2 separate regions of the Homo sapiens genome follow, and region 1 is linked to region 2. Evidence: chromatin loops called from intact Hi-C (ENCODE). Cell type or tissue: ovary. All regions are shown on one strand. Links, peaks and the distances in the headings refer to the core of each region. The heading gives the core; the rest is flanking DNA.

Region 1 (11,326 bases), core at 2,112-10,111, 73 kb after region 2:
TGTAAATTGGTTGGATAATGGGGCAGAAGTTTGGGGGGAAGGATTAACCCTGTGTGATGTGGTTAATTTCCTCCCAAGTCTATACATTCATACAGAAATGCTCTACTGGGACTAGTTGCGTTTTCTCATATTGTCACCTTGACTAGTTGAAAATGATGATGCTTTCTAGCACAAGTAATTGAAAAGGGAGATCTGTCACGTTCAGACCTTTCCATGTTTTTAGTAGGGATGTTCATGTCTAGCCTGTCCTCGGATTGCTGCTTAGAAACTTGAGTCAGCCTTAACCGAACAGTGGCGCTGTTCTTAATGTACATTCAGATGGGCGGGTAGCTCCGCATTTCACCCTGAGATTCAAAAATATGGATTTGTTGTCAACCATTGGCAGAATCAACTCTTTTCATCCTCATTCTAGGTTCAGACTGATGTGCAGGAGTCTTCTCTCTGCCTCCCACACCTAAGATGGGAATCTCGAGGTGAAAATTTGACTGTAATTGCTTTGCCTTGGTTGTTAAATATTTTTCTCAACTGTTTAGTGAGATTTTATTTTTAAAGCCTCTGGTAAACATTGTATGCTGCAGCTCACGAGAGACAAATGTGATGAGAATGTTCTGGAAACCATGGCTATTCTGCCTGCAGATGCCTTGGGGAGAGAAGGCCTGGGATACTGTGTCTTCTTTCAGCTCCTTTAATTTTGAATTGTTCTCTGGGTTCTTTGTGCAGGCAATGGCAATGTTGGGATTATGGAGACTCTTTTATTGAAAGGGGATGGAAAATATAGGAGAAATAAGAATAATTTTATCTTTCTCTGTTGCTAGGTATTGTCTTTTAATTTTTATTACTGTTTTCACTGGTGCTCTTTTAAATAGGGCATCTGAAAGCTTTTTCCCCCCAAACTTTTCATTTATTTCGTTACTTGTTATATTTTCGAGTCACATATGTGGTTAAATTTCTCTAATGACAGCATTTCAGAGATGTGGTTTGTTTTAACTTTGAGCCATGTTGTCTTTGTGTATTAATATGAACTGGGTCTTTTCTGAGCCCATTTCTTCCCTGGGTAAGGGAGTATAGTTCTTTAATGAGCATTAGCTATTATTGACTGTGTCAACCGCAGTATAGCAGAATTACCTCTCTCAGCTGCTCACATAATTTATGAAATTTCTCCATATACTGCAGGGTTTTTTTAAAAAACGACTTACCCTTCTACCTATGTATAAACACTCAGAGGTGGCCTAGCAAGACTGCACCCTTACATGCTGCCTGAGGTTTTCGAAAGCAGGGGCAGTAGTACCAAATAGCACAAATCTTTTAACGGGTCACTCCAATCAGAAATGCATCCCTTATGAGAATTGTCTTGCCTTGAGAAAATGGAATGGGCTTTTATCTGGCCAGGTGAAAAAAGCCTAAAAGCAGAAAACAGAGTGAGATAAGCAGGCTGATGGGACGTAGTGAACTAGAGCACCTGTGCACGCATGCATTCCCCTCATGTGGAGTACTAACGATGATCGAGTGACTGCTAGACACACAGGCTCCATCAGCCATCAGGAGCTTATTAGAAGCTTTCTAAAAGCCTGCTGTTCAATACAGCACTTCTGCTGCAGAGAAAATAGGAGATGACACCACAGGAATCTGATCAATGAGAAAAAGGGATTCTGGAACTGCAACTCTCTGGGTGGTGTTAATTGCAGTTTTGAGCATGATCGCTAGTATGGAAGGCCAAAACCCATGGAGCAATGAATGCATACCTCTTAAAAATACTGCTTTAACCTGTCAAAATATGAAATACTCTGTCATCTTGTTGTTGAATAATTCAATTTATGTGACTTTTCACCACTCAACTACTCAATTGATGTTTGTTTTTTTCTTATTCTACCTTATTTTTGGTCATTTGCTGTAATACTTTTTGAAATTTATATACTTTTTTAAAAACCTGTCATATCTCTCTAGACCATACTTTTTCCCCTGAAGTTATGTGTTTAGACAATCGAGTTGGGTCTTCCTAAAGACTTGAATTAGCAATTAAAATTTTTGCAAGCAAGCAGCCAGTTATACCTCCTTCCAACCTGGAGCTCCATTCCTCCAGTTCTTTCCCAAGGAGTTTCTCCCAAGAAGCTTACTGTAGCTTGGTTAATGCTTGCCTAACCAGTCCATTTCCCACTAAAATGCAAAAGTCCACCTTCAGGCTTTCTTTCTTACCTACTAAAAGAAATGAGAATGCAGTTGAGAGAAAATCACCTGGACAGATTTATGTTCTTAGAAACCCCTCTACTTCAAGTTTAGCTGAGCTACCATTAGAGTGATTTGGAATTCTAGCCCTGGGCCAGAAACCTTAAGTTCTTGGTGGCCGCAATAATTCATTAGGAGTTTTGCCTTCTTGAGGTCTGCTTACCAGATGTTTGGAGGTGCTTTGCTTAACTTGGAAAAGCAATGCTTAAAGTTAAATTGAGATAAATTTAATGTCCATTTTACCTGTTAAATTTGTTGGCAGATATTTAAAATAAAACACTAGAATGGGGTTTAATTGATTTTTTCAATTTGAAACAATATTTAAAATACCTGTCTTGGGATACAGGGGATTTGCAAATATTGTGAGTATTGTTTGCTATTATTCTGATATAAGCAGTACTCTGGCATCAAATTATTTTAAATGAATATGCAAGAAACAAAATTTGAGTTCAGCATGAACTGAATGTAATGATATAAATACATCTGAATGATGGGTTTCCTATCATGTTGAAAACATAGCTTCTCCAGCCTGTAATTCTAAACTGGACTCATTAGCCCAGAAGTTCTGAAACACTCCCCAATTTCCACACCCCTAATAAATAAATGTTGCATTCACATATGTGTAATTATACCTTAATGTGCATAGTGATTTTAAATTCTCAAAGTACTTTGACATCTGTTATCTCATTTTAGCACAAACAAGGTGTCCTACACACTATTAATGTGTGTACAGCACATGGCAGATCAGCTTTTAATTCTGAGTTATGTGGAAATGAGATAGTAAATGGAAAATATATCAGAAGGAGGAAAATATTTTCAGTATTTAGGACCTAATTGCAGTCTTCAGAAGTTTTCTTGAATGATATTTAGAAGTCGAAGTACCCTTAAAATGAACAATAAGAGAGTGATGGAATGAATAAGGTTAAGGCCACATTCTCCAAACTCATGCAAGAAAAAAAAAAGTTTCCAAATGCTGCAAGTTAAGCCATTTATAGAAGGCTTCCATTTACAGAAAAACGTATGAGAAAATGAAATAGTACTTGTATTTTCACAAAACAAAGGCTTCTCAACAGTAAAAGAAATGCATATCTTTGCATAAACTTTAGCTTAAATATTAGTGAGAATAGTGTGTAATATAAAATCTTTATGTTTTGAATGCTCTTGCCTAAGATTTAAAAAAAAGCAGTATTACCTGGGGGCACTAAAGACACTTTTTCTAAATTATTAGAAAATTAATTCAGTTGCAAGCTTAATATTTCTCAATCTAAATAGTATTAATAAGTACAACTAGGTCAATTACTTCTCTATTTGAAAGCATTTTGTATATTACATTTTAGTTCTTCCAAGGTTTGTTGTTTTGATATTATTAAAGGAAGGGAAGTAGAAGCTGAGCCATACAGAAGCACTGCTGTGACCAGGTTCATGCCTGGGATTGCACATGCAGTATCTTATTTAATCCTCACAAGAGCCTATGTGCACATCTGCCAAACAGGGTGAGTGCTTGGCCTCACAGCTGGTAAATGGTAGAGCTGGGACTCAAGCCCTGGCCTGCCTAACCCTATCCTTGTTCTTCTATAGTCCCTGATGCCCTGTGCCTGCCTCTGTATTAAAATGATATAAAATATTTTAAAAACAGTTCAACAAATACTAATTTCTCATGTGCCATAATAGATTCCATTTATGTGGGCACAGCAAGCAGAAGAGAAAATCACAGTAGTTTAGTGGAAACTGATTGAATCAACTCGTGGTTAACACCATGAAATCCTTAAATGCAAAACTGCACTGGTTATTTGTTGATCCTTCAGCAGAGACCCTGCACAGTGTGTCAGAACGCTGCCTGTCTCCCATGTTTGTGAAAAGCTTTGTAGGTAGGTGTGGGGTTAACTCTGTCTACAAACAAATTCTTGCTTGTGGTGTTTCTCCAAATAGTCGATGCTGTTTTCTTAGTGGCTTCTTCGGTTGGAATTCTGATTTGGTTTCTTTCTGGCTGTGTGACCTGGACCGAGTTATGTGGTGACTCTGAATTTCAATTTTTTTGTCTTTAAAATGTGGATAATGTCTGCTTCTCAGGCCTGTATGTATCAGATAATTTATATGAAAGCATATTCTAAACTGTAAAGCACTATATAGACAGATATGACTATCGGTTCAGACCCATCACCTGTCAGTCCCTAATTCAAAGGTCCCTGCTCATTGTAGGCCAATTAATGACAAAGAGAGTTGAAGGGCAAGTGCTCCGGTGGTTGTAGCATTCTATAAAGACCATCTTTTGTTCCAGTGTTACCCATATTTAGCATGTAGATTGAGAATGGAATTTGCATTTTTCTTTTATTATTTTAATTGTGTAAACACATCATCTGCCAAGGAGCATATATCACGATGCAGAGGGATCTGGGTAGAATGATGTCAAAGCCAGGGAAAGCAGAGAATGGATGCCATATTTCTCTACCAATTCAGGTTACAAAATTGTAACAAAAAATATCATATGGTAATAACACGTTATTATTGTAACATTGTTAGATAAAATATCAAGTGAGAGGGCTTTTTTTTCTTTAAGTGAAATTTGGAACTTTATGGAAATATATTGTGCACAGAACTGTTAGCTTAAAAAGCATGGATATCCCAGAAAGCCATGAGGCAAACACTTTGCCATGTCTGGGAAAGAAGTAGGACAGTAACTTCTCCTCTTATATACTTTTCCTGAGAGAATAGGCCTGTTGTTCCCAGAAATTCTACCCACTGCTCTGGCATTACTGGAATTTACAGAATCAGTTTTCAGAAAATAGCACAACCAAGAAAGGAACAGCATTTTGGAAAGTGGCTTTTTTGGCCAGGCACCGTGGCTCACGCCTGTAATCCCAGCACTTTGGGAGGCCAAAGCGGGCGGAGCACTTGAGGCCAGGAGTTTGAGACCAGCCTGGCCAACATGGCGAAACCCCGTCTCTACTAAAGACTCAAAAGTTAGCTGGGCATGATGGCGGATGCCTGTAGTCCCAGCTGAGACAGGAGAGCTGAGACAGGAGAATTGCTTGAACCCTGGAGGCAGAGGTTGCAGTGAGCTGAGATGGTGCCACTGCACTCCAGCCTGAGTGACAGAGGGAGACTCTGTCTCAAAGAAAAGAGAGTGTTTTTTTCCCCAAACTAAACAAGTTTTCCTATTACTGTGTCACATCAGATTTTTTGTTTAATGTCCGTAAGTTAATGCCTAGATTTAATTTAGATTTTCATCACATAGCCACTACTCAGAAAGGCTCAGCTTGTCCATGATTTCAACATTTCCTTCCATGAAGGTCTAAAGAGCAACTCTTAATACTTAAGCACAGACAGATCATACATAACCAAAAAAGAAGGTCAAGAGTGCACTCAATAAGCTCTTCCGTCAGGAGCTTCCGATTTGACAGCTCGTCAAGTTGACAAGCTGACACCCGAGCTTCAGAGATCATCTGGAATGTTGATGATATCTGTGCCCTATTTCAAGCCAAGAACTCTAGGCCACTAGCCAGCTATGACCAACACAAAAGTGGAAAATAGCGCTTCCATACTTGGAATTTAAACCTGATGTATTGTACACCTTTTTTATTAATATGGTCAGTTAATTTTCTTTTAGCAAATACACCCTGCTCTATCTGAGACAACTTTGGGATTAGAAATTCCAGTATGATTAAGTGTCTTTTGGGCAACACTAATGTCAATATGATTAGTGTCTTGTGAATACTGTACTATAGTCTTAAAACAAATAATTGGAAGAAGTGGGAGAATCACTCAGATGGATTCTTTTTCAGGCTTTGATACTCATCTTACAGGTCTAGATTGTTTTCTTCCCTGTCAAGGTCATCAAGAAGGCAAATTAGCCAGAGTTGATTCTGATAGACCCGTCAGCCCTAAACACCTCCAGTCGTTTTGCTAGAGAAGCTCTGACGTCTCCACCTTGTCTCCATGTGCTGGTGCTTAACCAAGGGTCCTGTTTGCAGTTAAAACCAGACCATGGATTTAAAAAAAGAAAAAGAAGATATCAATAGAAAATATTCTGTTTTCAAAACAACTAAACAAAAAATCTGACAATATATAAAAACCCTATTTCAGTGGAATTGACCTTGTGATATTTAGTGGTGCCTTGGGCTTGTTGACATTGAGCAGCTTGTTCACAAAGAGGCCCAGCAGGTTATTTTTCCACTTGTTAAATTTTCAGAATGTTTCTTATTACATGCAGTCCAGTTCTTGGGTCCACAGGTCAGTTTTGGCTGTTATAATCTGCCCTTGCTAAATTTTCAAGGGTAGGAGAATTCTCTGGTTCTTATTCTCCTTCTCCTTCTTCCCTTTCTTTTTCCAGTGGTAAAAAAAATAAAAAGAAGGTTTTTTAACATCTAGTAGAAATAGGGCTGTTTGTGTGGCCCTGTCTTGGTTAATTCTGTGCGTATAGGCCTAAAGTAATTTATCAGCAAGGACTTTTCCAGATGCATGTAAGTAACAAAAAATCCAACTCAAGATGGCTTAAGCAGAAAAGGGCAGGAGTCCTGGATCCAGGTGCTGTTTTGCTGCATTGCTCTCTGGCTCTCCTTCTCTTGGCTCTGCTGTCCTCTGTGTTGGCTCTTTTCCCAAAGAGCCTCCCTCTCCGTGTGGAGAGATTCAAGCCAAATTGCTGTTTAACTTGAAGTTACAAGAAAGAGAACCTATCTTTCCAAGAGTGTCAAAAAAAAAAAAAAAAAGTCCCAGGCCAGGCATCGTGGCTTATGCCTGTAATCTCAGCAATTTGGGAGGCTGAGGCCGGTGGATCACTTGAGGCCAGGAGTTCAAGACCAGGCTGGGCAACATGGCAAAACCCCATCTCTGCTAAAAATGCAAAGATTATCTGGGCATGGTGGCAGATGTCTGTAATCCCAGCTACTCGGGAGGCTGAGGCATGAGAACCACTTGAACCCAGGAGGCGGAGTTCACAGTGAGCAAGATCGCACCACTGCACTCCAGCCTGGGAAACAGAGCAAGACTCTGTCTCAAAAAAGAAAAAGTCTCAGTATTACGTTCCATCAGTTCCAGTGAGCCTGGATTGGATCAAGTGTCCTTCCCTGAGCTAATTGCAAAGGGGTGTGTATATGTGAGAGAGAGAGACAGAGAGAGAGAGACAGACAGACAGACAGATTGATTAGCAAGACAGAGGTCCCACACCAGGGGTGGTTTTAGCTCCATGTGAACAATGTGGACTGAGGAGTAAGGAGGCACCTCCTCCCATGAACAGCCAGGCCGCTGCTGCTAGAAGAGGGGCTGGTTTCTAAGCAGGCAGAAATAGCAATAATGGGCATCTGAATAAATCCACTCTGACTTTGGAATTCTGAGATTGTCTGATGGAAAATTGCTATATCAGATGAGTATTGATTTCATTTTTTCATACTTAATTTGATGAGCTTTGTTAGAATGCCAGGTTTGAAGAAATGAGATCATGGTGAAAAATCCCATCTCTGATGTCTATTTCCTCTGTAACCTTGGACACGCTTCTTAGCTATGCAGAGCCTTAGTTTTCTCTTCCTAGAGTGAGGTTAATGCCCACCCCACATCATTGTTGTGAGGCACAAATAAAATGGTATTTTTTCGAAGTGTTTTACAAACTATGAAACTATACGTTTGGGTTGTTTTAGAAATTATTGTTATTATTTTGAGATAACTTCTAGTTTTCTTCTACATTATGCTTTCTCAACTGCATCTGGGAGTAAATGCATTTTAAAGTAAATCTCATGTTTAGCTACATCTTGCAAAACTGTTTCTGTTTTCCAGCTTGTAAGCCCAAACTAATACCTCTTCACTGACTTGGAAATCATAGTTTTTATGAAAGCAAACACTGTCCAAGAAGCTCCTATTCATGTTATAACCTAGTTAACACTGGTGCTCTTTGGAAAAGGAATTATGGATGATATCCATACTTAAATACTTTTAAAAATTAAAGGATGTTTATGAGTTAGTGTATTTCAAAATATTTCATTATATTTCATTTTTAAATGTTTGCTTCTTTTTTGGTAAAGTGTATGTTGGCTATGTGGGGGCAATGCCTCACTCTTCCGTAGTCATTTTTTAATTCCTCTAAAATAAACACTCTGTAAATACTGTTGACCAAATTACTTTATGTAAGGCTATAGGCATCATAAAACCACAGGGCTCTACGACAGATCAGATTGGACACAAATTGAGATGGTCTCCAGTTTTTTAGGGAAATACACTGCCTGGAACAATAGCGTATCATCGGTCTAGCTTAGGCCTGGTGATTCATCGGCATCATCGTCAGAGCCAGCACTGATTAGTACAGCTTTATAAGGAGGAAACTGAGGCATGGAGCATTTATGTGGCTTGCCCACGGCCACAAAAATTAAAAGGTACAGAACCAGGATTCCAATGCCAGCAGCCTAGCTTCACAGCTGTCGTGTGAACCACAGTGTTGATGAACACCCCATATTGTCTCTGCAAACTGGGAACTAGCGGACGTGGCACATTCCAGAAATTCCAAAACCCCAAATGCTCCAATGCAATGTTTTGAGTTCCTTGAAAAATCCTATTAAGAATATCTAATACCTTATGTAAATGCAACTTCAGTAGAGAATTAAACCTCTAAAGTAGCATGGATAAACATTGTATTTGAAGAAAATCCTTTGCTCCTGACATCCAATTTTTCATTCTTTACAAATCAGAGATAGTAAACAATTGCTTCATGTAAAGCATTGTGAAATGATATGACCTCCTTTCTGTATGGGCCTCTATTCTAATGAGGTTTGAATGCAGGATCACAAAATTTGTGATAACTTGCTTTTGTCTGTATGCATTAATAGCTAGAAGATTCTTCTGTGCAGTCAGAAGAATGCAGAACTGAGAATACAGATGACCAACTGTACTGTTAAAGAAAAGCAGAGAATTTTAAGATGAGAAGGGGCCAGAAAATGTATGTAGTCCCATCTCTTAATTGATGCAGGCACCCATTCTAATACATCCTTACAGACAGCCACAAGTTTCTGCCTAAACTTGACTGGAAAGCTGGCCCGCTCTTTGTAAGGCAGCCCCATGATTGGAAAAGGTCTAGTTGATATAACTTTTGCCTTATATTGAATTGAAATAAGCCTCCCTATAACTCCTACATAGTTCATGATATCTTCTGAAACAACAAAGAATACATCTGCTCCCTTTTGCTGGGAAGAGTTTTTTTAAGACTGAAGACAATTTGATATTTTCCCTTCACTATATTAAATGTCTCCAGCTCCTTGCCAATCCCATGTGATAAGGGGGATGTGGGCCGTACAGCATCCTGGTTCCCCAGCTCTGGGCAGATCAACATTAACATGTCATTCATTCTTACTGTGCTTTTCTTCATGAAAATTTCCCAGCCTTTATCAATAGCTACGCCTCCTTTCTCAGCAGCGCTGGATTTACATTATCCTTTTCCAGATAAAGCAGTTTTTATAAAGTTACTCATCCAATAATCCTAGTCTATCAAGACCTTTCTAAGACTTAGTTGCCACTCAGTATATCAGTGATCCTTTTCAACTATGTAATGTGCTCATTTTAAGAATCTTACCTCAAAACAACAAACCTTTGAAGTCATCCATCAGTGTATTGAGTGAAGTGTTGATTAAAGTAGAATTGAAAAAAAAACTGTGAGCTTTCTACTAGAGACCTCTTAGCTTGGCATCGTTCAAGAGGATTGTTCAACTGCACCTTGTTTTTTCATATTTTTCACAAGGATAAAATGAAGAAATGGTGGGGTCTCAATAAACATCATTGAATAAATGACTCTGCCCAATGCATCTTTTCTGTCAGAAGCAGGAAACAAACAGTCGGGCTCCAGTTAATAAATGAATTTAAGTAAAGGAAATGACAACCTCACTTTGCAAGAAAGGAATATAATGTATATTGTAAAGAGATGTTACAAAGAACAACATTACTTTGCAAAATCTAGGTTTTTTTCAGCCATTCATGTTATGATAAAAAGCTGATCACTGCCTTTCTGAATTAGTTATTAATGTTCTGCTTTTTAGTGGCCCTGAAAAACGTTTGATAGCATCCAGACTTTGAGGTAGAACAAGTAAAACAGCCCATATTGCTATAAACAGCATGATCCCAATTGACTCAAATTCCCTGCAACATCCCTGGAACCTGGGGAGCTGCACAATGAGAGCTGGATTGTACAGGCAATGCTCATTTTTTTCCTCTGCTCTATTTTTTTCTTGTAAAGGGATTTCATAAACAATTGTGTAATGCCATTTAGGGCTACAGCTGTCATATTAGGGAATACAGGTTATATATTACCTCTACAAATGAATAACAGGAATATCATAAGCCTATAGTTCTCTCCTTCTCTCCTACTTTAGTAGCCGAGGACTTCTTTTATGTGATATCAGTCCCAGAATTAGAGTTAAGGAAGGAAGGGAAAGAGGGAAAGAGGGAGGGAGGAAGAGAGGAAGAGAGGAAGGAAGGGAGGGAGGGAGGGAAGGAGGGAGGGAGGGAGGGAACTGGAGAGGAATGGGAAAGGGAAGGGAGTTTGGAAAGGGAATGGAAGGAAAACCTTAAACTTGGGAAGACAGTGTTAGAATTTATATCATGCCAGTGGACTTAGATGGAACCAAATGTGTTGTTTACTTCCTCCCACTCTTGGTAGGTTGATTAATGCTGACTCCAGCAATCATGGGTCACACGTGCAGATGTTGTTAGAGAAACAACTGTTGGCCTGGCTTTTCCTTCCCAGCAGGTGATAACTGATCTGTCCAAAAATCCTCCCCACAGGCACAGGGGAAGGTCACGATCATGAAGTTTTGGAAGGATTGCCCTTCAGAAAGATGGAGAAATGGCAGGAAGCAGCATTTTCTTGACTCTAGCATTTCCTGCAAATGAAATAGTTCAGCTGAGACCTTTTATAAAAAGGGTCAGTGGGTGCATGCATAACTTTTTCACACTTTAGAACTAGAAATAAATAGACACAGACAGGGAACTTGAGAAGCTAACAGTGTGGTTGCAGAGAAGAATCTAAATCCCATGCAGTTGTTACAGGACTGAGTGTGTATCTCAAAACTCACTCAAGAGGTGAGAAGGAGGAGTGTTCCTCTGTCTCCGATGGTGGGCAGGAAGAAGTAAT
Region 2 (11,326 bases), core at 1,325-9,324:
ATTTACCTAATGCCTATTTGAGGACAAGAGCCGAGCAAAAATAGAGGTTCACATAAACAAGGTCCTTGACCTCATGCAGTCTTATAGGGAGATTTATAAGCAATTGACTAATTACTAAAAAAAATGATAAATGCAATATTAGTGGAAGCAAAGTTACTGTGAGAGCAAAAGAGAACTGCCTAGGCCAGTGCAGAGCAAGGGAAGTACAAAAATTTCCTAGAGAAAGTCACGTGTTAGTTGAAATCCATAAGGATAAATTAGAGTTGCCCAGAGAGAGTTCCACAAGATTAGAGTCCATCTCTAATTTACTTTCCTATCCCTTAGCAACCAGCTCGACATATGACATCACAGGTATTCAATAAATCTTTGCATAATGAGTAAAAGTATTTTTACAGCAATAGCACTGCCTTTGAGAAAATTACTATTATGGCATAAAGGATCATGGGACAGCTGTCTTTAGTGAATACACACATACACACCTGCAAACACACAATTTAAAACATTTCTATTTCTAAGATTCACTCTAAATTATCAGAGCTTTAATATAAAACCAAAAGGCATGCTCTCACTCTCTCTTACTTTCTCATCACCTTTTAATCCTATTTATATCTGAGACTACCTCCCTGAGGTTTGTTTACTCATCTGAGATATTTCCAGCCTTAAGTTTTGTAAGTTTGGCATTATAATTCTGAAGGACGGAGGCAGATTCTATTTAAGTAGGTTTGTGCTATGCCTGCTTTTTAGTGATATAAGTATTTTTTCCTTGCTTAAAAATGCACAAAACAAATTCAAAGATCTAACAATGTAGAATACTAAGATAAGCTAACATTGAAATAAGAAAGATCTTTTACTTTAATACTCTTAAATATGAGCGTATTTCTTCCTCCAAGAATCTCAAGGCAGTTATCAAGTATATAATTCCAATTGGCTTAAGACCAAGTCGTAAATAAATTTTTCTTACAGAATGGAATTCCATGGTTGATCCATGGAAACTGGTGTGTCTAGTTTCAGGTGCTACATCTATATGGATCTGTTGAGAAAACAGTAACTGCCTTTTTGTTCATTGTCTTCCTAACCCAGGAAACTGGCCTCATACTGAATTTGCATAATTCCCCTACATAGCTCCAGATGGAATAATCAACCCATTGGCACTTTTCCCTTGTTTTCCTGGAAATTTTACTAAAACATTAAATCCCTTCCTGGTTGAGGTTACTATCATTGGAGACAATAAGTATCTATCTATCCCTATTCTATTTCAGAGCTCTCAGACATTTTTATCAGAGTGTATACCTCAGTGCTATAAATGTGAGAGATGTTCAATAAGGGTTAATTTAAAAAATTAACTAATATTTTGGAGTGTTTATTATGTCACAGATACTATAGTTAATGCTTTACATGGTGTGTTAGTTGGGGTTCAGTCAGAGAAGCAGAACCAGTAGGAGACATATACAAAAAGATTTATTGCAAGGAATTGGCTTACATGATTGTGGAGACTGGCTGGACAAGACTGAGCTAAGGCAAGCCATTAGGAAGGGCAGGTGAAAACTCTTGTGGATGAGCCGAAACTGCCGTCCACAGGTGGAATTTCTTCTTCAGGGAAGCCGCTCTTAAGGACTTTCAACTAGTTGAATGACATTATCTAAGATAATCTCCTTTAGTTAAAGTCAACTGACTATAGACTTTAATTGCATCTACAAAATACCTTCACAGAAACACCTAGATTAGTCTTTGATTGAGTAAATGGAAACTTTAACCTGGCCAAATGATATTACCAATGTGTGGTACTTAGTGAAAAGTAGTGTGGTACTTAGTGAAAAGTACTACATATTGGTAATCTAATTTATTTCCAACCACAACTCTTGTGAAGTAGCTTACATTATTATCACATTCATATCACAAATTAGAACAGCATGGCTCAAAAAAGTAACTTACTCAAGATCACAAAACAATTAAGTTAAATACCCATGACTTGAATCCACAGGTCTTATTCCAAAGTCAGGAGATTAACTATTGCATTATACTACTACTAAACAAATGAATAAACTCTTAAAATCCTATTCCTCTAAATCTTACAAAGGGCCTTACATATCTCTTAGAAAAATTACCACCATCTTTGGATTTTTGAGACTGGAATATTCAACATGGTCCCCTGGATAATTTTTTAATACAAAGGGAGAATATAGGAAAGTGGGGAATTTTAATATTAGTCCTTTCTGATAGAAAATGGCTGCTCTTAAATAAGCAGTTTATGTTGACGGTTGCATTCTTGATGACCTGTAATGAAATTAATGCTTTGCTTTTCACTGGGTTACAGTGGTCAGAAATTGGTACCATAAGAGTTTTTTCTACTGTCTCACTTTGCAGGAAACAATATTACTTAATACAGCTAGAATATTATAAGATTTAGATACACTCCACATAAATGAACATGAGCTACATATTACATCAGACTATATATTATCTGTTTTTCAAATGACATAAATTGGAAATTGTTTTTAAGCAAAAAAATGAAATTACTGAAGAAAGAATGATTCTGACATTCAATATCCTGGTGCATCACAGAATCATGATAAGTGATTCTGTGGCAAGAATTCATGGTTTTACGCCTGCTTCTAATTATGGTGGTTAACCTCTATAGGTAGCTATTTTCTTTGCTGTAAGGTGAGAGGGTTTCAGGAAATGATTTATCCCCTTTATGCTGTTCTGGTACCTAAAAATATCTAAAATTTGACAATGAATAGGGGCTATTTTAGTGCCATAGAGTAAAAAGTCATTCTCCTGTGAATTATTTAATGTTTTTACTCCAACCAGTAGATTATACTGATAAGATCTTTATGTTTTAATATACAGTACTGGAGAATATCACCAAATTTCATTAGTGCCATGATGAAGTTAATTTCCAGACTGTAATATTTACTTATTTTGCAAAATTAACAGCTGTTTATTTTTTATTTTTATTTTTATAGATGCAGGTTTGTTACATGGATATGTTGTATAACGGTGAGGTTGGGTTTCTAGTGTACTCATCCCCCAAAGAGTGGACATTATACCTAATAGGTAATTTTTCAGTTTCAGTCCCCTCCCATCCTCCCTGCTTTTGGAGTTCCCAGTGTCTACTGTTTCCCTCTGTATGTCCATTTGTACCTATTGTTTAGTTCCCACTTGTAAATGAGAACATGTGGTACTGATTTTCTGGTTTTATTTCACTTAGGATAATGGCTTCAAGCTCCATCCGTGTTGCTGCAAAAGACATGATTTCATTCTTTTTTATGGCTGCATAGTATCCCATGGTGTATATTTACATTTTCTTTACCCAAGCATTCACTGATAGACACAGGTTGATTCCATATCTTTTCTACTGTGAATAGTGCTGCAATAAACATACAAGTGCAGGTGTCTTCTTGATATAACAATTTATTTTCCTTTGAGTAGATACCCAGTATTGGGATTGCTGGGTCGAATGGTAGTTCTGTTTATAGCTCTTTGAGAAATCCCTATACTATTTTCCACAGGGGTTGTGCTAATTTACATTCCCACCAATTGTGTATAAGCATTCCCTTTTCTCGGCAACCTCACCAACATCTGTTATTTTTTGACTTTTTAATAATAGTCATTCTGACTGGTGTGAGACTATCTCATTGTGCTGTTAATTTCCATTTCTCTGATGATTAGCAATGGTGAGCATTTTTCATGTGTTTGTTGGCCACTTGTATGTCTTCGTTTGAGAAATGTCTGCTCATGTCCTTTGCCCGGTTTTTAATGCTTTTTTTTTTCTTGTTGATTGGAGTTCCTTATCGATTATGGATATTAGTCCTTTTTCAGATGCATAGCTAGCAAATATTTTCTCCCATTCTGAAGGTTGTCTGTTTACTCTGTTTATTATTTTGCTGTGCAGAAGCTCCTTAGTTTAATTAAGCAGGATTCCAGTATTTAGAGTATGAACCGATTTTGCTGAATGGGGCTTCAGTAACGACCACCATGGACAGCGACTTCCCCTCCCAGCTCTCCCAAGAAGCATTTTCACTAGCCAGGTAGAAAAGCTGACAGAGAATTAGATTTCCATCATTCTCTAGAGGTAGTGCAGACACAAAACATCCCAAATGACTCTAGAGTGCAGAGGACTGGACATGATGAAAAAGTGATTTACACCTCCTTTCCAAATAGCCTGTAGTTCACTGCCAAGAAATGACAGCTCTTTGAGATTGCCCAATATTGTTATCAGAGAACAATATCCACAAGAGAATGATGACCTGGAAAATGTCATTCTTCGGTCACTCTCATGATTGGGAAACCAAGAAAACACTTACTTTACCTCAAGTCACAGGTGTCTGGATTGCAGAGTAAGACACAGAACTAAATAGCCTCACTTCCAAACCCATTGAAAGTTTGCTAATGTCATAAACAAAGATAGTCAAACATGCCTCCATCAAGTAATCAGGTCCCATTTATCAAAGAGTACACCAGTCAAGATGCAGGTCTTTTTTATTTTACATGTTACATGTATAGCAAGTGAATTAGACATCTAGTCTGAGCTTATGTCCTGGCCCTGCCGCTTGCTAAAAGGGCGGTTTCAGGTATACTATTATCCTGACCCTCACAGAAGCAGACAGTGGCACAAAGGTGGACAAAACAGAGGGCATTTAGAGTTTCCTGTTTAAGGAAAAGAATGTTCTTCCAAAACTACCAGTTGCAGATCTAAGCCTTTTTTTTAATCTGTAAAGTGAGGATAATATAATGAAACCTTCATAGAGTTGTAAGAATTAAATGAGATAATGCACAGATGCCTGGAAAATCGTAAGTGCTCAGTAAATGTTACCTATTATTTAATAATTCATTCATATTTCTATTTTAGAGCCTGAATGTTGCAGTTGGTCAAAATCTTCATTTGCTTTGCTTTCAAGGCAGTAAATGCCTAGCCTTAAAGTTTAGCAAGTGAATGTCTCCTGAACAACAGGGTTGATTATTAGTACTGCTGGAAGTTCCTCATAATGTTAACCATTTCTTTATACTTTTACTTAAAGTACCGCCATTCCAACCTATTCATAGACCATTGGGTTGGTATTACCTTGTTTTAAGACACTGATTCTTCTCTGTGGGAATCTGCGGTTGTTACCCCAGACTAAGTGAGCAACTCACACTTACGGATGGAACTTGTAAGCAACAAAGAACTGAAGCCTGTGGGTTACCTGACATGCTCATTAAAATGTTGTGGTATTAAGCAGCCTGTAAGCCACAAGTTATTTTTATTTATTTATGGCAAGGGGAAAAAAATGGGATTTTAAACATGAGAGAAAAGCCTTGTCATTTAAGGTCGGATTTAATTGGCATAATTTTTGGGGGGAAAAACAAACAAACAAAAACACAAAACCTTTGCCAAAGTAAATTTCCACAACTGTTGGTAGTAGTACAATGGTAACTTTGGTGGAAACCGGAGGCAGGAGTGAGGAGTATTTGAACCTTATCAAAATCTCACCCGTGACCCTCCAAGTCTACTGGAGGCCGATCATACCCGCTCTGAGAACAGCTGGAACGCAAGTCCCACAGGAGAGGGCCACCGGCGCACACAAGTTGAGGACTGCCGAGGCGTCTCCTGCGAGGTAAACACGAAGTCGCTTGGTTAGTGAGAAGAAACCCGAGGTGGCCTCTGGGGCAGACAGAGCAGGACCTGCTTCTGCCCCTTGCCCTCCTCGTCCTCCTCTCTCCAGCGGCGGCGACCGCAGTAACAGCGGCAGTGGCGGCTGCTGCCACTGCTCTGCCGCTGCCGAGCCGGTCACCTGGGCACCCGCGGAGCCGCGCCGCTGCTACCGCCCCGGCGGCCTCCCGGAGTGCGCGGAGGGGGCGGCGGAGGAGCGAGATATCCATAGTAACCGAGGATGCGAGGGGCGCCCAGCAGCAGCGAGTGCCTGGGAGCCAGGAGGAGGCCCCCGCGCGCCGGCAACCCCCAGTGCTAGGCGCCCTGCAGCCCCCGCGCGCCGCGCCTGGGCCCGCATCGCTCTCGCAGTGAGGGTCCGCCCGAGCGGTAAGCCCTCCCCGGCGGCCAAGCCGACACCTCCCCCCCGCCTCGCCGCCCACCCCGGGCAGCAGCCGCGGAACAATGGAGAGCGCAGCCAGCAGCCCTGGAGACGGCGTTCGGGGGAGGACGCGCCGCCGCCGCCGCCGCTGCCGCCAGGGCAGGCGCGCGCCGCGTGGAGCCGGGCGGGTGCGAGGGCGCGCGGCGGGGGGTGGGGGGCACGCGCCGCGCGGGGGGCGGGGGCAGTGGGGGGCGCGCGCGCGGGCCCGGGGAGCTCGCGGGGAGAGCCCGGCGCTCGGCGCAGCGCGGCGCGGCCAAGCTCCGCGCCTCTCCCGCCCTTCCTCGGCGCGCTCGCCCTCGCCTCGCCGCTCGCATTCGCTGGGGGCGCCCAGAAAGATGCACAGAGGCAACGGCTAGGGGAGCGGAGGTTCAAGCCACATGTCTGCGTCCTCGGGGGCCAGAGCCCGCCAGCCCTCGCGGATCCCGGCTCGCGGCCAGCCCGAGCGGCTCGGGTGAGTAGCGGCACAGCGGCCCCCTCGCTCCGCGGCCCCCGCTCGCCGAGACGTGGCTCCAAGAAGTGGTGCCGCAGCCGGGGCAGAGGCGGAGGAAGCCGAGTCGGGCAAGCCGGGAAGGCTGCGGAGACGCTTTGCCGGGGCAGGTGTTGCAGCCTCAGCTAGCGGTCTCTACGGAGGGGGCGGGAGGGGGGCTTTTTTTTTCAAACCTGTTCTGGTTATCGATTCCCCCACCACCCCCGGGTTAAGCGCATTTTCCATTTCCTTTCCTCATTCTTGGGGTTCCGAGGAGTTTGAGGAGGTAAATTGCTGGGTGTCTCTCCAAATGGTTTGACTTTAACAGTGTATATTTTCCAAAGGTCGTTTGTCTTTAATATTAAAAAGCCATGCCAAGTCCACGTAATTTCCAGGTGCGCTGTGCATCGCCTTTAAGGAATAGCAGGAAGAATAGAAGCTGGCAAGGTTGGTGTGGAGTGTGCTCCCTCTCTCTTCCCTCGTATTTCTTTCTACATTGATTAATTAGAGGGGGACGTGGGCATGGACTTTCCAATGTTAAGCCTTGGAGAGCAGGAGCAGAGCAGCAGAGACTGCGATTTGCTGCTTCGGTGAAGGTCGGGTCAGTGTTTCCAGCGAAATTCCAATTTGCGTGCTTGTAACTTGGATGTGATTTTACTCCAGGTTACAACTTGCCAAAAGCCAAACAAGGTCCTGTGTTTATCAGGATGCTGCCATCGCCCCGTATTTATTTGTTTATTTTTCCTCCAAGAAAACCAGCCGTTTATAAACAGCCCCTAAAACAAATGGACAGCTCAGGAAGGTTTCGCGTTTTCAGAGACTGGCCAGGAAGGCGAGTCCTCGCTGCATTTCTCCTCTCTGAGCAACTGAGGTGTGAGTTTGAGAAGACTTGAAATTCAGTCGCGGTGCTGCTTATGTGCGCCGGGCACGTTGGATCAGTAGATTAGAGACACGGGAACTTTGGAATTGCTTGATGATTCTTAGACACTTATAAGGATACTTGCTCTGTGGACTCCTGCATCTGGAAAGGGAAAACTACAGGAAATAGTGTTGGAATGGCAACATGAGGAATTTAGGTACAACCTAAGACTTTTCTGAAGGTTTGCACAAGTTACTAAGAGAGTCTAGTTCTCTTCTTTGGGGTGGGCTCACGTTAAAGTTAGAAGTCAGAAGGAAGAGAGGAAAGATTAGAAAACCTCTCAGAGGTTTCTTCCAAATCTGTATTCCTTGTACTCCGCAGATGAGCTCGTGCAAGGGGATGCCGCTGGTATCTGGGTTATTCGAGTCCGTAATGTTGACGGCTCTGTGATAAAATAGGCTATAATGAGTAGTGCTGGCATTATGCCACCGGAAAGGCTTCCTCAGAAGTGTTTCATTCTGTCGTTGTCTATCCTGAGTAGTGCTGGGTGTGTTAGCAGTGATTCTCTTGGACTCAGATAGAGAAGAAAGGAGTAACGAATACAAATGAAATTAAAACAGATGCATGCTGCCTGGGAGACTTGATGCCAGTGTCATACAAAAACATTGTTACAAATATTTTTTAAAAAAACCTTCAGAATGCAGGGGGAAATATGATGTTGGGGGGCAAAATAGTGAAGTATCAGTGCTCCTTGTTCAAGGATGGAAACCTTGTCCTGCAGTTGCCAAACTTAATGTTACTGCATTGGAGTTACTTTGCTTGGTGCAGTTTGGCACCTTGAGTAGAAGCAATATTTTTTTCTTAAGCCATGACAGTAGAGTGACAATAGATTCATGTGTAGAAACGGGAGACAACCATACTGTTACAGTTTCCCTAATGGGGGCCAGAAGGAGAAAACAGTGTTTTGCCTCTACCTGGAGATCAAATCTCCATTAAAATAATTTTGAAATATAGATACAGCATGGTGTATTATTTAATATGATATTTTGGGATAACTAGTTTTTAAAAATAAAACTGCATAAGTGCACTTATTTGTCAGCAGTTTAAAGTGATAATCTCTGAATAGTTACTAACAACATAAAAGTTTGCAAGTTTAGCCAAATTTCTATACATGAATCGAATTCTGATGCATTTCTTGTCTATTAATTTACTGCATATGATTACCTTTGGTCAGAAATGTTTAGGGGATCACTTCCTTTAAGATAGCGGTACTATATTTGTTTAAAGTTAGTCTACATATTCGAAATAGGGTATAAATTGACAGAGTACATTGTGGGGGAAGCCATTCCTAATAATCGTTTATGATGTTATTATTCTATTTTAAATGTTGGCAGATGTTTTCCAGTTTGTTATCAAGCCATTCTCATTGCACCATTCATTGAATAAGCATATTTGAGCACCGTGTGTTTCGAAGTAGGTTTATCCTTTCTCTAAATGAAAGGCAGACATGTTCTCAAAATCTTATATTGAAATAAATGCTGTGGCATTGACAGTGTTTATAGCATTGGCACATTCTGTAGAAACACCAAGGAGAGTTTATTGATGCCCTCATTTCTGACCAGATGCTGGCATCAACATATGTCATAGTAATATCCATCAAACCAATAAATGTCCTGAGAGGAATGAACAATTAGCAAAATTAATTAGAAGATCTGCTTGATTAAAGTCATTAACGATCATGAGTAAAACATTTGTATTTGTATAGGTGTGTTTGGTTTTTACACATTTTGGATTTTATAGCAGTAACTTAGACTTGGTTAATATTTACAAGTGCTAGTAATCAAACTATAACATCTTCCATGGACCACCAGTAATTAACAGAAGTGTGAATAGGCTCCAGTTGACTACCCATTTTTTTCCTTCTGTGGGCAATAGCCAACAACAAAGCATAAGTGTTTGCTATTTAATTTAATAGCAGTATATATCAATAAACTGAAAAAAAGTATGCATATTTGAGTGAATATGCATTGAGTGAAACATTACATTGGCTATTATATGTAATGTTTTTACTCTTGTATATGTATTTGGTTGCCTTAAAATGGTTGTTTTCAAAGTGCAGTGCTGTCAATATATTTAGTAATTTGCTTGAGAAAGAACATTTACGTGAATGCATTTATCTTCCCACATAACTGTCAATAATGCATTGTTCCAGAAATTATTTTTATGTAGATGTAATTTTTATGCAAAAATTAACCTTTCTTATAATTCCAGTGTGAAATGAAAACCATTCCTGTTCATCTGATTTTTTCTCTATCTTCATGGAATCATGAGATGATTTTTTAGAAGTCAAATATATGATTAAGCTGAGTTCTTTTTTTTTTCTTTAAAAAATTGTGAGAATATATTGGCTTGTTTAGATGAATATCAAAAATTAATTCTCTAAAAATCTTTATGTTTGGCCAATATTTCTCAGTGTTGGTATTCACACAGCAAAGATGTACTGGTGGTTTTCTCATATGGAAATAGGAAATGCAGAGAATATCAGAACAAAACTTGAACCAGCAGAAGCAAAAGTGCAAGTTCTAATCTTCTCTGTTACTAAATTCTTTATAGTGTGTTTGTTTTTTGGGTAAATCTCAAAACAATTTTTCTGTAAATGACTTGAATGGATTCATCTCTTTAGTGTTTGGAATTAATGTACTAAACTGAAACTACTAACCTCAGAGGATAAGCCACAAGAACATTCTCTGGGAAATCAGGGACTACATTGAGATTTTCCTAGATACGCAACTTTACCATATTCTATCACCTCTGTCACTACAGACAGCAGCCTCTGAGACACATGGGAAGACTGCGTTGGACTCATTAGGTGCCTCCAAGGCTGCTTGGCCATATATTTGGAGGGTGCTTGATTCTGTAGCTCTAGTAACATGGGACGGGGCTAGGTTTTGTGGCCATTTTAAGACCAACACTCTTTTCTTGGCAAGAGAACATTGTATTTTAAGAATATTTGAGCATTCAGTCATTTTCAAAGTATAGTTCAATTAGAATAATGTTTGTAACTATATGTTTTATTATCTGTTTTTGGTTTTAGTTAAGGCTTGAGAATGACTTGCACGTAGTTGTAACTGCAACAAGTGGTATGTTTTGTGTTGTGTAACGTTCATAAAAGTCTCATTTCCCTATGTTTAGACATCAAGACCATGTTGTAGTTATTTTTCTAGAAATATAAAATGTAACTGTAAAAATAAGCCAGTTCTCTTTATCTTCATGATTCATTTCTCCAGAAAAGACTTGCAGACCATATGCAGTATCTCTTGGCTCTTAATATATATATTTTTTTCTGTCTTAACTGTCAACTTAGTATGAAAATAATTGGTTCAAATTGTTTTCTTGCACTATAGCTTTACTCCAGAATGGAAGGTTGGCATTGTCTCTTCAATATCTCTTATGGGGTTGGTTGGTACTCCTGATATGAATGATGCTATTTATTTCACCCTACTGGTAGATTAGTCATAAAAACTCACTCCAAACCAAATTTGGGACAAAGCCTCAAATTAGATAATATATAGTCTCTTAAATTTCAGCGTTATTTACAAACTGGCCCTCCCTCCATTTACCCACCCAGAGCTACTCTAGACAGGAACCAAGCTGTCTTGGAAGATAACATTTCCTAGTAGCTAGCAGGAGGAAGTCGTCTTCCCTGTCTTCTTCTGATCATTCATCACTAATTTCTTCTTTCCTCTCGTTCGCTGCTCTTATCTCAGATATCTTTCCAATCACACGTCCTCTTTAATTCCTTTCCTTCTGAGCCCCTCTCTTCCTAATACCTCCCAGAAACTCGTTCCTCTTTTACATTTTTGACACAAACAGTGACTCAAGTAATGACAGGTAAGCATTCACAAAACATACCACCTGTTGCAGTTACAA

The links. Hi-C counts contacts between places; a loop is a spot of excess contacts. Peaks named below come from ENCODE experiments on the same cell type or tissue, not always from the same donor. Only the 100,000 strongest peaks of a DNase experiment are listed, where the experiment ranks them.
Region 1: a loop joins it to region 2, with 2.6 times the contacts of the local background. A loop is called at or near these places in 3 of 110 quality-filtered maps.

What each region holds. Positions count from the first base shown.
Region 1 is chr12:98,817,517-98,828,842 of GRCh38, reverse strand. The region is part of intron 19 of ANKS1B (ankyrin repeat and sterile alpha motif domain containing 1B); the gene reads left to right. Among named protein-coding and RNA genes, the nearest start is that of APAF1, 180 kb to the right of the region's middle. RefSeq lists an enhancer at 4,333-4,502. In ovary, for the core only: no CTCF peak of the experiment used is centred there; a DNase peak (open chromatin) is centred at 6,782; H3K27ac peaks cover 659 bases.
Region 2 is chr12:98,889,826-98,901,151 of GRCh38, reverse strand. All of the region lies in intron 17 of ANKS1B (ankyrin repeat and sterile alpha motif domain containing 1B), which reads left to right. Among named protein-coding and RNA genes, the nearest start is that of APAF1, 250 kb to the right of the region's middle. RefSeq lists an enhancer at 6,084-6,583. In ovary, for the core only: no CTCF peak of the experiment used is centred there; DNase peaks (open chromatin) are centred at 5,594, 5,990 and 6,567; H3K4me3 peaks cover 1,157 bases.